2 separate regions of the Homo sapiens genome follow, and region 1 is linked to region 2. Evidence: read pairs that join two places in POLR2A ChIA-PET (ENCODE). Cell type or tissue: GM12878. All regions are shown on one strand. Links, peaks and the distances in the headings refer to the core of each region. The heading gives the core; the rest is flanking DNA.

Region 1 (4,000 bases), core at 1-4,000, 190 kb before region 2:
GGTGTGTGCCTGTAGCTACTCGGGAGGCTAAGGCAGGAGAATCGCTTGAACCTGGGAGGTGGAGGTTGCAGTGAGCTGAGATTTGCACCACTGCACTCCAGCCTGGCGACAGAGTGAGACTTTGTCTCAAAAAAAAAATAAATAAAGGTGAATAAAATCAACTAAACAACCCAGAACCCTATTTAAAAAACGAAATATGAAAAAAAAATTTAAGCCAAGCGTTTATCCTAGAAGTGCAGATTATAATGAAATTAATGACATAACTTTTTGAGTGTAACTTGAGTAAGCAAAAGTAGCATACAGTTTATTGAACTGAGATATATAGAGTTCCAGACTTGGTATTCACATTTTTCCATAATAAAAACAGATTAGAACCTAAGTAGGGAATCTGATATTCTCTAAAACTGAGCCTCACCTTGCATGAGCCCTCTCTTCTAAACAACTTTTCAAAACATCATTTCTCAAGCCCAGTTTTACTTTCCTGAATACATGCTGTTCCCCTTCCCTGGCAAGCTTTTCTCTCCTTCTAAGTTTGGGAAGCAAGATTTTTCCACTAAAACCCAGCAGAAGCTTTCCCTCCTTGAAATCTTTCAACTCCACTGTGGACTCTCACTTTCATGATCTAGGCTAGTATTTCTCTATCTAAGTGTGCTAGGCATCAGTGGGAATAGGAAAAGAAGAGTTTCTGCTGAAAATCTTTCTTAACCCCAAGTCCAGTTGTCACCTTTACTGGTAGAAGTATATTTGCCTGGTGGTACCATCCTGGCCCACAGCAGTGATTCCCAAATACTGATCCACTAAGTTGTGCCAAACTGTTTTCATCAGTATCACCTGGGAAGCTTTATATAATACAAAATGCCAGGTCATGCCTCCTCCAATTCCTCTCCCTTCTCAGAATTTATACCCCTGTTCTCCCATGCCCTACCCAGAAATTTAATTCAAGAGGTCTGGGGTAGAGCCTAAGAATTATTTTTTCAAAACCTCTCTGTATAATTCTGATGGCACAGTTGGCTGCAATAACCTTTGGTCTTGACACTATTTTGATCATGAGTCATGAAATGTATCACATTGTCCTTTGTACTGGTTTGACTTTATGACTTTTGTGTTTTGATTTGACTTTTCAAGTCCTTATGCGTTATTTTCCAATTAGATTTTAAGAGCCTTGCAAATAGGGATCTTATCCAACTCATCATTATTTTTCCTCCTTACTGTTCAAATATCTAGAATAGCATTTTGCACATACTGAATGTAAAAATATATATGTATATAGTTGTCGATTTGAAAATAAATTACCAAATATACTCACGATATTCTTGGTCTCATGTCTTTTTTTTTTTTTTTTTTTTTTTTTGGAGGTAGGGGGAGACGGAGTCCCACTCTTGTCGCCCAGGCTGGAGTGCAGTGGTGCGATCTCGGTTCACTGCAACCTCTGCCTTCCGGGTTCAAGCGATTCTCCTGCTTCAGCCTCCCGAGTAGCTGGGATGACAGGTGCCCACCGCAACACCCAGCTAATTTTTGTATTTTTAGTAGAGACGGGATTTCACCATGTTAGTCAGGCTGGTATTGAATGCCTGACCTCAGGTGATCCTCCCGCCTCGGCCTCCCGAAGTGCTGGGATTACAGGCATGAGTCACTGTGCCTGACCTTGGTCTCATGTCTTTAAAGTTGTCATTACCTTCTAAAGTTTGTAAAGGCTAAAGCTACAAAAAATTTCAAGTATTATACTATAAACACTGTGTATATAAAAATCCCAGTTTCACCTGGTTTCACATGGTTAATAACATTTGACTCAACTCTTAGTGCCTTCCCCAACATAAGCATGCTGTTCTTAACCACGGAAAAATTATAATAATTATGCAAGTGAAGATTTTGCATGTTTGTTTATTATGGCATCCACTCAGTAATCCACGTTCCCCTAGAGAATCTTGTGTAAGAAGTTTTAGTTCTAAAAAATTGCAGAAACAAGCCCCTCAGTGATCTAATTAGAAATGTTAGCAATCCTAGACCTCAAAGCAAAACAAACAAAATTCTTCCTCTTTTGCTAATCACAAAATAAAGGGAACTCTATTTTCTCTCTCTTCTACCACTTCCAACCAACACATGCCACTAGTTAATATCTGTTCCTCTAAGTGTACCCCATCCCCCACAAAACAGGAAACTCAAGAAGTTTTTCACTTTTTCTCTGCGTTCCACATTAGTGTGTAATACGAATTAACATATCTTTAAATCTCCACCATCAGAGAGATTAGGTGATCTAATCTACCTGGACAGGGCATTTGTCATTAGTCTTTAATGACTTGACAGAATCTTAACAGATCCTAACAGAGGGAAAAGCTGCAGGCCCAAGTTGGTAGCTTCAAGTTTTGTTTTGTTTTCTTTCTGCTTTTTAGAGTCTGAAAAGTCTCTAATCTCCTAAAGATGTTGAAGATTTTTTTTTAGTGGCATCTAGAGTCCTCAGTTAAGCATAATCTTTCTTCTAACATAGGATTCACATGGTAATCTATTTTTATGCAATTATTTGATAGGCTATGAAATATATTTCCATCTTTACAGAATGTGACCATGGGAAGCAGATGCTGTCATGATAAGTAAAAGTAAATCAATGAGATAATACCACTCCTCCTATCCAGAGTGTGTGTCACACTGCACTTTCATTTTCTGTCAAGTTTTTGGGAGTTAAATATTTTGCTTATCATAACATCGTAAAGGGGAAGTTTGTATATCTAAGAGAACATTCTGTTTTATATAGTTGTGAGGAGCATTCCCACAAACACAGGGGTGGGAAATAGGCTGAACTTCTTTAATTTCCTATTTCAATGATATTTTTGATAACAGATTTATACATGGAATGGAGCCACTCAGTAATCTATGTGTCAAAGTTCACTGTGGACCTTATATTCATACCTGGAGCAAGGACTCCCAGTACCAACATAGCTTGGCATATGTCCTTTCTCATCTGTGGCACACCACTTAAGATAAATATTCCTTCTTATTTTTCCCATAATATAATGATAAAAGTGGTAGCCCTTGAGAGATTGAAGTAGGTATACCTCTTTACTTTGTGTTTTCTTGGTTTGCTTGTGATTCATCCTAAGCCAGAGGATAGCAGGCAATTCATTTAGTTTGCATCTATGTATAGTTTTCTCTTCCCTGAGACTTCACTGGTGTGTCTTCCTGTCTATGTGGCTATGGTTTTCCATGCATTGTGATATGGCTTTTACTTTCAACTGCTGTATTTAAATCACTGCTCCCTATAAATTCATTTATCACGCAAATGTGAATGGTACTAAGTTGCTGTCCTTTTTTTTTTTAAACAAACCTCAGGAGATGTTTATTTCCCCTGTTAGAAAAATCAGCTTCCAAACGTCAGTACCACATCTGTAAAATGGGTAGTGTCCCCATGGCATTATTATATGCTACTACTGGTTCTCACTGAAAGAAGATGTTTGTATGCTATGACACTAAAATAAAAGCTGAAAAAAAGTTCTAACATTTTATACGAATACAAATATATTCATTAGAAAACAACCTTTAACAGTATTTTATAGGTGAATGTAATGCACATTTAAAAATTCAATAAAATTTTTAGTATTGGTGTTTGTATAGCACTATGTAATGAGAAAGGCCATGAACCTGAGTTAAGAGTTGAGAATTTCCCCTCTAATATGATTATTAAGTCCAGCCAGTAAATCTGTTCCCTACTAGTCCAGCTCTCCCCAGGCACCAGTGATTATTTTTGGCAGCAGGCTGTTTCCTCCTTGAGTGCTTCCTATATAACTCCCCTCACCATGAGGACATGATCTGTGATAATTTTTTCATTCTGGGTAGATTAGATCATTCCATATTTTATGTTATCAGGAAATCAGTAACTTGGGAGTCAAGAAATTCTGAACCACAAAAGGCAAATGGATATGTGTCTCAGGATTCACCAGACTAGAGGCAAATGCAGACTTGAACCTTCTATTTCCTTTCATTATCCTATTTGAAGAGCCCTGGGGTT
Region 2 (7,547 bases), core at 1,749-5,748:
AATCTTCCCACCCCAGCCTCCCAGTAGCTGAGACTACAGGTGCTTGCCACCATGCCTGGCTAAGTTTTGTATTTTTTGTAGAGACAGGATCTCACCATGTTGCCCAGGCTGGTCTCCAACTCCTGAGCTCAGGTGATCTGCCCGCCTTGGCCTCCCAAAGTGCTGGGATTACAGGAGTGACCCACCGTGCCTGGCTTGTTCCAGTTTTATAATACATGACTGTATTTCTTGATGATTGTAAAAATAATCAAACTTTAAAATATTCTATGATTCTGTGGTAAGAGTAGTTCTGTAGGAAAAAAGGATTTTTCTATTTTCCTGATTTACAGGTGACTTTATCTCCCTCTAGTGTTCAAAGAAACTAATGCAATCATTTGTGTTTTTCAGGTCTGGTTGTGATTAGCTGAAGGTCAATGTGTGGTAATAAAGCAACATCATTATTTGTTTTCATGGGAATTGGTCCATACATAGCTCAGGGTTTTCACAAACAAATACCACACGCATGAACTGTCAACCACATTTTGTAGGGTTCTTTTATATCTCAGTTATCTATTATAACTCTAACTTTGTGCTTGCATAATTCTTTGATAAAATATGATAAAATATGTTGACAAAATATGTTATTTTTAAATTTCAAGTTTCCAGAAAGAGAAAACAACAGCCCCCAGGGCTTGGTCCTTAAACCATCTTTCTTTCTTTTTTTTATTTATTCTATCTCGTTTGATGATCTCATCTAATCTCATGACTTCAATGACCGTCTATATTTAGATGAACTTTGAATCTATACCCTGACAGGAGCTGCACCCAGACCAGGATGGTTTCCTGCCTCTTCAGCATCTCAACTGGATGCCTACTAGGCAACTGAAACTTAACATGCTTAAAACTGAGTTTTTAAGAAATAATCCCACCAAAAAGTGGGCAAAGAATATGAATAGACAGTTCTCAAAAGAAGAGATACAGCCAATAAACATGTGAAAAAATGCTCCACATCCCTAACCATCAGGGAAATGCAAATTAAAACCACAATGAGATACCACCTTACTCCTACAAGAATGGCCATAATTAAAAAGTCAAAAAACAATAGATGTTGGTGTGGATGTGGTGAAAAGGGAACAGTTTTACACTGCTTGTGGGAATGTAAATTAGTACAACCATTATGGAAAACAGTATGGAGATTCCTTAAAGAGCTAAAAGTAGAGCTGTTAGGTAGTTAGGTAGACATTAGCAGCTCGGAGGGGGTGAGAGAAGAAAGCAGAAGGGCTGTCACTAAGACAGGCCCTGGCCCACCTAAATTCAGCCCCCAAATCACCATAGCTCCACCCTAATGGACAGAATTTGTGATAAAGTCTGTGGCCAGCACATCCTGGGGAAAGAAAAACTGGGGCACAGATAAAAATTTCCTAATGTGACACATGCCCCGTCCATCTAGGCCAGGGGTTTTCCAAGCTTTTGGCTTCCCTGGGCCACATTGAAAGAATCATCTTGGGCCATGCATAAAATACACTAACACTAACAATAGCTGATGAGCAAAAAAAAAGAAAAAAGAGAAAAATTGCAAAAAATCTCATAATGTTTTAATAAAGCTTACAAATTTGTGTTGGGCCACATTCAAAGCTGTCCTGGGCCACATTTGGACAAGCTTGATCTAGGCCATAACCCTGGGGAACCCCATCCTTATTATACAGTCATTATAGTAAAATTTACTTGTGGTTTTGCCCCTCTGAGTGGGCTTTTCTTAACGAAAGATCGGTAAAAACATGCTCAGTTTAACTTCAGCTATGTAACTATAAACTGCCAATCAAATGACATCATCCTGTCACTCAAACACAGCCCAGGCCTCAACTCCTCCCATAAAAGCATCCTGAGCTCTGCAAAGAGTGGCTGATTTCACTTCGTAGAAGTTGGCCCACTCTCCCTTTGAGAGTGTATTACTGTGCCTTAATGAACTTTGCTTTGAGCTTGCACTTTGCTGTTAGTTTGCATTTCTTTGCTCACTATCACAAGAACTGAGATTGCTGGTCCAGAGCTCCAGCTCTGTTGATCTCGGTTAAAGGATCCATCCCAAGGCAGCATCCCTGGTAACAGAACTACCATTCCATCTAGCAATCCCACTACTGGGTATCTACCCAAAGGAAAAAAAGTCATTATATAAAAAAGACACATGCACACCCATGTTTATAGCAGTACAATTCACAGTTGCAATAATATGGAACCAACATAAGTACCTATCAACCAATGAGTGGATAAAGAAGATGTGGTATATATACACCATGAGTGCTACTCAGCCATAAAAAAGGAATAAAATAATGTCTTTTGCAGCAACTTGGATGGGTCTGGAGGCCATTATTCTAAGTGAAGTAACTCAGGAATGGAAAACCAAATACTGTATGTTGTCACTTATAAGTGGGACCTGAGCTATGAGGACACAAAGGCATAAGAATGATATAATGGACTTTGGGGACTCAAGGTGGGAGGGGGTGAAGGATAAAAGACTACATATTGGGTACAGTGTACATTTCTTAGGTGACAGGTGTACTAAAATCTCAGAAATCACCACTAAAAAAAACTGAATTTTAAATTTAATTTCCTTCCTTCCTTCCCTTCTTTCCACTTCCTTTCCCCCTCCCCCTTTCCCTCCCTTCTCCCCTCGCCTCCCTTCCTCTCTCCTTTCCTTTCCTTTTTTTGACAGTCTTGCTCTGTTGCACAGGCTGGAGTACACTGAGGCGACCTCGGCTCACTGCAAACTCTGCCTCCTGGATTCAAGCGATTCTCATGCCTCAGCCTCCCAAGTAGCTGGGATTTACAGGCTTACACCATGACACTCAGCTAATTTTTGCAGCATGTTGGCCAGGCTGGTCTGGAACTCCTGACCTCAGGTGATCCACTGGTCAAGGCCTCCCAAAGTGCTGGGATTACAGGCATGAGCCAACACACCCAGATGAGTTTTAAATTTTCTTTCACCTTCCAACATGTCTTTCTGCTTCCTGGCCTTCCTCATTTTAAGGCACAACCATCCACCAAGAGGTTCAGGCAAAAAAAAATAACCCTAGGAGTAATTTTACCTTATCATCATCCCTTACATCTATTCTAGCAAGTCCTAGCAGATTTTCTTCCAAAATATATCCCTGATTTGTCCTCTTCTCTCCATCTTTCTAATTTTGCCTCCTTCTAGTTTAAGCCACCATTGGTATTTCCCGGGCCTATTCCAGTAGGCTCCTAATTGGCTTTCCTCCTACCCCTCTTGCCCTGTTTGCGTTTATGATTTCTCCATGTAATTAAAATAACATCCTTCCTCACTATGGTCCTGGCCTTCTTCAGGCCTTTGGACATTTCAAACTCATTCCCCTACTTGGACCTGTGATCTAGCTGCTCTTTACTTCCTGGGAAACTCATTTCCAAAGTATTTGAATGGCTGGCTCATTTTGGTCATTCAGATCCCAGCTCAAATGTCTCCTGGAAGATGTGTTCATTGATGACAGTCTCTCCCATTACCTTGTTTCATTTTCTTTTTGGACTTTTTACCAACTCAAATTATTCATTTATTAATTTACTTATTTTTTTCTCACTAATTTTCCATTTCTCTTTCCTAGAACAGAAACTGGGATCTTGGCTGCTCTCTGTATCTCTCATGCCTAGAATGGTGTCTGGCCTACTGCAGGTAGGAAATATTTGTTGACTGAGCAAGATGAGGATAATGAGTACAAGTATCAGTTCACAAAGAGAGAAGCATGGCAAAACAACAACAACAAACCAGATTCTGGACTCTGTTTTAAGTTGTACATTTGATTTTCCCAATCTTATACTCCATCCTAAGGTAACAAAAAAGCTGCCACACTGCCTCAAAGGAGGATGTAAAATAAGCTCTAGCACTCCTTGCTTCCTTCCACACATGCTACAGTTTCAAAAGCAGGAGGTAAAAAAAAAAAAAAAAAAGTAGTAACAAATAACAACATAAAAAGTCAGAACTCAGCAGCTGCATAAGCTTACACAATATATTTTAAGGGAAAAAAAAAACATAGTCTTGTAAAAAATTCCCTTAGAATCAGCACAAGTTTGGGCATAAAATTCCTAAGCAAACATTTGGTTCATGTCTAATAAAATCATTTTAGCAAAAAACATCCAAACCATAAGAGAAAACACAAGATCATAAATGTAACTGAAGTTCAAGCTCAGGGAACCAAAATATCAGTAATTCAATTTCTTTTCTTTATTTGGTCTTTCATATTTGGTTAAATGGAGGAACCAGTTTTAGTCCCCAGATACCTTCTTTTAAAATGGACTTCCATATTTATAGATTAGTAAACCAAAAGCATACAGACAGCTTTACCCAAATCAAGCACTAAGTGCAAAAGAGGATCTTTCAAGAGACAAATGACAAGATTGATAAAGTTCCTTTTTATAATTTGTGAGATACAGTGGTCCAACATGTCTAAACAAAAACTTCATTCAGAATATTTTGAGAACTGTATTGATTCTTATCAGGATTTTGCGCTGGTCTTAACCTGAACAGTGGGGACAGAGATTAGCTAGCTTATTTCTCCCATCTCAGCATTCAGTATAATTGGTGACATTACTGATTATTGTGAGAATTACTCTAAGAAGTCAGTGCTGAAAGCCACATTCCTCTTGCTTGACAGGGATCACGATAACTGACAAATACAAAGGAATTGTCCTTGCCAATTTTTAAAAAATTACTTTCCTTCCATAATTCTGGCAAGATACCCACCCAAAGACAAATTTAGAAACAGGATTCTGCAAATCAGAGGTTGACTCCAGGGTTGACCTGAAAATAGAGGTTGACTCCAGCTATATATGGTGGCCTAGTGGAGGCAATGTAGCAAGTCAGAATAGCCTGATGTTTGTAGATTTCAACGATGGCTTTTGAGATTGAAGGTGAATGGACAGTGAGATAGCAGAGGATTGAAGAAGGAAAGCTGGCAGATGGTAAAGAGTGGAAGGTGGATGGCTAATGTTTTTAGGCTCATCTGTGTCTCATGCTGTTGCTGTGAATCCCTCAGTGTCTCCTGGCCTGCTCATGTGGACTATGACCCTCCATGAAGCAATCCAGTTAACCTTGAACTTTTGCCAAGAATCTGAAACTCCTTCTAAACACCTCGGAACTGCTGGGACTAGTTCTTTTGGCATCAGGTTGGCAGCTGCTAAACGTAGTACACCTTTATATCTGTTGGTTATTGCCTGTGGAGTAAACCCTTGAGGCAATCTTTTTTTTCTTAAGTGCTTTTTGCTTCTAATTGGCTGACTGAACCCCCTAGTACTTTACTGACTTTCAACGCTTATCACTGTACCCTTAGGCTATGAAACAAAACTACATCTTCAACCCATTCTGAGAACTCTATTCTTATCTCCAGGTCTTTAATGAAATTTGTCTCTCCCTCAAGCCTATTTCTGTTTAGGCTTTTCCATTCTTCCAAGTTTGGGATATGGGGTCTGCAACATTTATCTTCTGTTTTCCACTATGAATTCTTACTAATCTTAGGCTCATAGCATCTCCTCTCCTTGACTCAGCTTCATTCGTTGAAGACATCGGCTCACAGTTCTCCCCTACGCTATGCTACTTCAGCATCCATGCGAACAGCCATAGCTTGAGGAACTTAGTTCCTTGACCTTCCATGGCAAAGTCCTTTACTTCAGTCCCCACTTCTGTGGCCACACTGGGGACATTCTCAACACCTGGAATAGCTCTACTTCTGAAATCACAGAGACAATACCCTCACTGCTTCACTTTGTGTTTTGAGAGTTAGTTTCTCTCACTATGTCACCCTTTCTGAGACCCTCTCCATCCCATTCCCTTTCTCCACAGTTAACAGTCCTTTCTTCCTCTACTCATTATTTTAGTTTCTGTGATTTTTTATTTCAACTTCACTCTTATCAGATTCTCTATTCTCATGCTCTGTTCTCCTGTTATACCAGCCTGGGAAAGACACTGTGTGTTTGTCTTCTCTGAACCTAAGTCTGGTCTGTTGAAGACCTTTGGAGAGTGGTGCAGAGCCAAGTGGATAGTGGCTGGCGCTGATTCAGAGGCTTCAACTTCAGCTGAGCTTTTCCTCTATTTCTTTAATCACTTTTGTTCTCTCTCCATTTCTGCCACATAGTCATTGAAACTTCTTCCTCCTCAAATTTTTGACCATCCCCTGCCTCCTACCTTTCTTCTCGTTCTTGAAAGGTGATTTTGCTTTCTATACCACAGAAAAAATAAAATTCATTTTTTTTGGGGGGGGATGTCCCCAACTACACACAAGCAAGCTTTAAACACCCACATTTCCACTCATCCTTCCTTCTTCTTCCTTTTACAAGGCGTGCTTATAAGATCTCTCCATCTGAAATTAATCCTATCTCCTTTTACTTTTTCCTCTATCTTCATCTTCTCCTTTCCTATTTGCATTTAAACACAAACAAAACTTTCCTATTTGAAAAAATATAGTGCCTCTCTCCCTGAATCCATTCAGTCCCCAGTCTATCTCTCTTATTCATAACCTAAACTTTCTGAAGATTGTCTATTCTGGCAGTCTCCCTCCTTTCACTCTTCAGCCTCTGGAATCTGGCCCCAAATCCTCCCACTGCATTGTACTGAAACTCCTTTGCCATGTTCACCAATGACTTCCTTGGCACTCTATCCAATGGATACTTTTAAATCCTTAGATTACATATTGTCAGAAGCTTTTGATACTGTTCTCTATATTCTTTTTCCTGAAATATTGTTTTTCTTTGTTTCTATGATTCTATATTCTGAGTTCCCTGTTATATCTAGCTACTTTTTCTCGATTTTCTTTGCAGGATCCCCCTCTATCCAATTCATAAAGATTGGTAGTGTTTAGGTTTTAGTTTTTTCTTTACTAGGTTCCTTTCCGTTCTGTCCCTACATACTCCTTGAACCATTTCATGTATGCTCATGGATTCAGATGTCATTTATATGTAAGCCTCAGATCCATGTCCTTAGCCCAGGAATTATCTTCTGAGCTCTGACCAATATGTGCAGTGTCTACCAGCCACATACACACTTCCATGTCCTATAGATATCTCACACTCAATCTGCCCAATGCTGGACTTATCACTTTCTCTGTAAAGCCTGTTTATTCTCCTCCTTTTTCTTACTCAGTGAACGATACCACCATCCATTCAGGTATCCAAAGCAGTAAAATGATCCTCAACCTTTTACCTTTAAACATCCACATCTTAAGTCATCTCCCACATATCTCTTGAATGTGTCCACTCCATTCCTACTGTCATTGGCTCAGTTCCAGCCATCCTCATCCCTCACTGTACTCTTGTAATAGTCTTCTAACAGGTTTCTCTGTTACTGCCAGTCCCACCTACCTACTATCCCTCTACCATGCTGAAATTAGGGTGATTTCTGTAAAATGGGAATATGATCTTGTCATTTTTCCTTCTTTATTTTTTGGTTTCAGTTTTCCTCCTCTTACTTTAAGGATATTTAAAACAAATTTCTAAAATTATGGTAAAACATATATAACATAAAATTTATCATTCTAACCATTGTCAAGTGTACGATTCAGTGGCATGAAGTC

What was found. ChIA-PET counts read pairs that join two places held together with the same protein. Peaks named below come from ENCODE experiments on the same cell type or tissue, not always from the same donor. Only the 100,000 strongest peaks of a DNase experiment are listed, where the experiment ranks them.
Region 1: POLR2A ChIA-PET joins it to region 2 with 11 read pairs; 8 of 35 experiments call an interaction of 5 or more read pairs at or near these places.

The regions. Positions count from the first base shown.
Region 1 is chr2:196,266,848-196,270,847 of GRCh38, reverse strand. All of the region lies in intron 17 of HECW2 (HECT, C2 and WW domain containing E3 ubiquitin protein ligase 2), which reads left to right. Among named protein-coding and RNA genes, the nearest start is that of HECW2-AS1, 8.8 kb to the right of the region's middle. In GM12878, for the core only: no CTCF peak of the experiment used is centred there; a DNase peak (open chromatin) is centred at 2,158; H3K27ac peaks cover 1,869 bases.
Region 2 is chr2:196,071,249-196,078,795 of GRCh38, reverse strand. No RefSeq gene overlaps it. Among named protein-coding and RNA genes, the nearest start is that of DNAH7, 6.2 kb to the right of the region's middle. In GM12878, for the core only: no CTCF peak of the experiment used is centred there; no DNase peak of the experiment used is centred there.